Linked DNA regions of Homo sapiens: region 1 is linked to region 2. The links are chromatin loops, found by intact Hi-C in ENCODE. Cell type or tissue: K562. All regions are shown on one strand.

The links. A loop is a pair of places that touch in the nucleus more often than their neighbours do. Peaks named below come from ENCODE experiments on the same cell type or tissue, not always from the same donor. Only the 100,000 strongest peaks of a DNase experiment are listed, where the experiment ranks them.
Region 1: it touches region 2 in a loop (4-fold over the local background); 12 of 110 quality-filtered maps call a loop at or near these places.

Annotation. Positions count from the first base shown.
Region 1 is chr15:65,742,785-65,745,284 of GRCh38, forward strand. The region is part of intron 4 of DENND4A (DENN domain containing 4A); the gene reads right to left. Among named protein-coding and RNA genes, the nearest start is that of MIR4511, 25 kb to the left of the region's middle. In K562, no CTCF peak of the experiment used is centred here; a DNase peak (open chromatin) is centred at 1,127.
Region 2 is chr15:65,818,661-65,821,160 of GRCh38, forward strand. The region is part of intron 1 of LOC105370866 (a long non-coding RNA gene); the gene reads left to right. Among named protein-coding and RNA genes, the nearest start is that of DENND4A, 28 kb to the left of the region's middle. In K562, no CTCF peak of the experiment used is centred here; a DNase peak (open chromatin) is centred at 1,161.

The sequences.
Region 1 (2,500 bases), 76 kb before region 2:
GTTTATTGTCTTTCTGACTTGAATATATGCTCAATGAGGGTAGGGATTTTGTTTTCTTCACCACTGTACTCCCAGAGGCTCACACATAGTAGTTAAATAAGTTTTACTAAATAAATATATACATAATTTATTTAAAAGTTTTGAAATAAGGGTAAAATAGTTTTATGAAACACATTCCTTACACAATCCATGCACATGAAGAAGTGTAATGTCATTGATAATTAAAAGGAGTATATAATAAGTTTTTATTATTACAATTTAACGTGATTTGTACAACTCCACCCCTAGTACCCTGGATTGCAATAATCTCCCAAACGGTCTTCCTCCTTCCACCTTTGCTTCCCGCCACAGTCTATCACTACATAAACGAGTGATCCTTTTAAATCAAATGTCAGAGCATGTCACTATTCTGTTCAAAATCTCAGTCTCTCTCAGAATAAAAGCTAAAGTCCTTACAATCACCTAAAGGCCCTAATCATCTACCCCCAATTCCAATCTCTTTATTCTCCCCATAATTTATTCTGCTTTAAGACACACCATTTTCCTTATTGTTCCTAAAACATGCCAGGAATGGTCCCTCCTTGAGGCCTTTTGCACAGACTGTTCCCTATATTTCAAACATTCTTTGCCTGTGATATCTGAATGATTAACTTCCTTACTGCCTTCAAATATTACTTTCAAATAAGGGCTTCCCTGACCACTCAATTTAAAATTGCAACCCATTCCCCTCTACTCCCAATCCCCTTTTATGATACTTTTAGGTTTTCTTTTTTACTACAGCACTTAACACTTTCTAACATACTATACTTTAAAAGTTATTTGTTTAAAATTTATTATCATCTATTTTCCTCCACTCTGATAAGTTCTACATTCTGTTATCATTAATACCTAAAACAGTGCCTGGTGCATTACAGGTACTCCATAAAGTATTTGCTGAATGAATTAATCTTGGAGCAGAGGTTTCTAGGTAGAAGGAATGTCAAGAGGAAAGGCCCTGATACAAAAGTATGCCCGTCATGACCTAAGAGCTAAAGAGGCAATGACAGCAGAGAAGAGTAAATGAAATACTGATGGGAGATAAGGAAGCCAGATCATGTGGGTCCTTTTAGGCTGTTTTAAGGATTTTGGCTTCTATTACTCTTGGAGATAGTGAAAGCCACTGGAGGGTTTTGAGCAGAAGAGAGGCATTATCTGACATACAGTTAAAAGGTCACTCTGAGTACTATGTTGAGAAGTGGGGGTGGGAGACAAGGAAGAAAGCAAGTACTCATAATTATTTTGTATCAGTAATCCAGGCAAAAATTATGAGAGTTTGAATAAGGGTAGCAACAGTGGGAATGATGAAAAGAGGTCAGATTCTGGGTATATTCTGAAAATACAGACAAAAAAAAATCCTATCTGATTATATGAAGTACAGTATAAGAGTCAAAGATGATGCCAATGCCTGAGTAACAGGAAGGAAGAAACTCAATTGAGATGGAGAAGACTGTGGATAAAGCAGGTTTGGGGTGAAGATAAGGGGTTCAGTTTTAGACATGTTAAGTTTGAAACATCTATTAGACATCCAAGTGAAGAACTAAATAGAGCTAAGGTAAGCGGTCTGAAATGGACACACAAACTTGAGAGAGGTCACCATTTGATGTATAGGTGATGAGAGAAATTTACATGGCACACTTCCTCACCTCCATGGGGTATCAACTCAAACATCATCTTATCAGAGAGTCTTCCTTTCACCATTTTACATATAATAACAAGGCTCCCTCCACCCTGCCCAGTCCTCCCCATCACCCCTCTCTTGCATTTTTTTTCCTCCTTAGCATGTATCACCATTTGGTGTATTATATATTTTCTTAACTATTATCTGAATACAAAAAAGTTTACTTACATAAGACTAAGTAAACATTAGTGGGTAGCTCTGAGAGACTCATAAAGTATAAGCTTTTAGTGTCTGAACTTTGTATCTATTTTGAATGTACAGAAGCCTTTTTGTTGGCTTGTTTCTCATGTAATCCTTTCAAGAATTAAATAAGAATTGTACTTGAGTCATTTCTGAATAAAAAATGCATTATATACCTGTCAAAAGCCAGGTGACAAGAGGTGACAAGTAGTTACTTAAAGGTAACGACTAAAACTTTGGAAAAATATCAGTATTACAGAAAATACAGACAAGTTACATAAGTATTTTCATGTAAGAAGCCAAGTGTCTGAATATAAATTATTTTCCAACTTTGGTTTCTCTGATATTTAGTTCACACTCACTTAATCAAGTTCTCATTTAGATGTACTTAAAAATCTGATGAATAACAATGAGAAGATATCATAAATAGCACTATATGATCATTTAATAATATTTTATCAAGAAATGACAATCTCCTGAGTATTCAAAAACATAAATCTTTGCTTTTCAACTTTAAGTATCTGTCAGCCTTCCAAATACTGAATAGCTAACAGCATAATGTGGTCAAACTAAAGTGAAAGAGAATAATATTCAAATATCTCT
Region 2 (2,500 bases):
TTAAGATTTTTTTTAATTCAGCCTTTTTAATTGTTTCCAGTGGGAGGTGCAGTGTGAATTCCTAGCCTGCCATATACCTGGAAACAGAGCTCTCAAAACTCAACTTGATATACCCTACGATTTATAAAAATATCTGATAGCCCAATTTGTTCAATTCATAATTACCTTTTTTTTTCTGGCACCAAAGCTTTAATTAGGAATAGTTTGATGGAATCAGAAAGAATCCATAATCCGTGGTACTTAACTCTTCCCTCAATGAATATTGCTAACAAATGTATGGATTTACATTGAAATACCAAAGTAGCTCAAAGATCTCATAGTGACCACAATTTTTAAAATAGTGACCACATTTTAAAATGTTTCTCAGAAAATGAGTATGTTAAACCAAAATCATGTGTGTCACTTGCATGGAAAGTGCTGTGTCTCCATAGTTACACTAAAACATAACAAGTACAAAGGGGAAATGTCTCTTGGTGGTTGATAAGCTAAACGGAAGTGAGTCTTGTTCTACTATAATACTAGAAATGTTTTTAAACTTTCGCTCAAGGATGGAGGGTTTCATATCCTTCTGTATTACCCCTTGCTAAAACATAAGTAAGCATAGTTATGGAAAAAACACATGGGCAGTCATTGCTAAGACTCAGTGTATTGATGTCGTGTAGAAAAACATGATACAGAGATCTGTTTTTGTGGTTTATTTAATTGTCTTTGTTGTTTATAGTATTTGCTCTGAAGTATAACTCTATAAAATTTTAACAAAGACAAAGACAATCTGTCTTAGCCCAATATTAGCCCTATTCCCCACTTGGGAAAAAGTATTTTATAACACATATCAAATCAGCCTTGGAGACCATAGCATCCAATTATGCCTAGAGTGTACTAGATATTCGATAAGTGTTTGTTGAGTCAATTACTTAATGGACAATATATAATGGGTTGTTGTAAATAAAGCAGAGCAGTGACTAAAATGTTGACTTGGTCATATTGTGGGAGCATTAAAGAAGGAAAACGCCTGGGATTCAATGCCCATTCTAGGGCTGTCTGGTGCTATGGCTCTGGGTAATCCATAACCACCCGGGGCCCCAGTTTCTTCATTACTTGCCCTGTTCTTTGGTCAGACTGCACAGTCACTCCCTGTACATGCAGCATAATTTCCCAGTTCAGGGTCCTTGTCCTTATGGTTATCTAAAATGCCCTTGCCCCATCCGCTGTATGACTAAACCTATCTAGTCATGATATCCTACTTCTTTTAATCCTTCTAGTATAAATACTCTCCCACCAAGCTTCCTTGACACCACCCTGACTAGAAGCTAACTTTTCCTCTGAGCTTTTTGAATAGCATCTTTTTTCTTTTAACTCAAATGGTGTCATTTTTAATACTTTATAGCTTATATTATGATCTTTTATGTAGATATCCATACTATACTGCTTCTTTGCTAGACTGAATGTTCATAAGGGTAGAACCCATGCTTGCTATATTTTTGTAGTTCTCCATAACACCTAGCAAAATACATTAAAGATTATATGTGCTCAGTAAATATCTGTTGAATCTGAATATAGAGCATAATAATGCTTTTAATGCTTTCCTTTCTCTCTTTTCTTTCTTTCTCTTTCTTTTCTTTAATCTTTCTTTTATTTTCTCTTTCTTTCTCTTCCTTTCTTTTCCTTTCCTTTTCTTTCCTTTCCTTTCTTTTCTTTTCTTTCTTTTTGATAGGCTCTCATTCTGTCGCCCAGGCTGGGGTGCAGTGGCGCGATCTTGGCTCACTGCAACCTCCACCTCCTGGGTTCAAGTGATTCTCCTGCCTCAGCCTCCCCAGTAGCTGGGATTACAGGTGCCTGCCACAACACCCAGCTGTTTTTTGTATTTTTAGTAGAGACAGGGTTTCACCATGTTGGCAGGCTGGTCTCAAACTTCTAGTCTCAAGTGATCTGCTTGCCTTGGCCTCCCAAAGTGCTGGGATTACAGGCATGAGTCACTGCACCCCGTCCAATAATAATGCTTTTGTTTTCTTTTCTTTCTTTTTTTTTTTTTTTTTTGAGGCAGAGTTTTGCTCTGTCCCCCAGCTGGAGTGCGGTGGTGGGATCTCGGCTCACTGCAACCTCTGCCTCCCGGGTTCAAGTGATTCCCCTGCCTCAGCCTCCTGGGTAGCTGGGACTACAGGCATGCGCCACATGCCCGGCTAATTTTTTCTTCTTATTTTAGTAGAGACGGGGTTTCACCACGTTGGCCAGAATGGCCTCTATCTCCTGACCTCCTCGTGATCCACCTGCCTCAGCCTCCCAAAGTGCTGGGATTACAGGCATGAGCCACTGCACCTGGCCCCAGTAATGCTTTTCTTGCTGATGATAGAGGGCTGCATCAAATTATAGCTTGAGGCCATTTATACCTTGTAGACCAATGATTGTGGAGCATTAATGGGGAATGCTGGATATAAATAAGGAAAATTGCATAAGCTATTTATCCATTAGTGGGAGAAGAAAAGAAAATACTTGGGTGGAT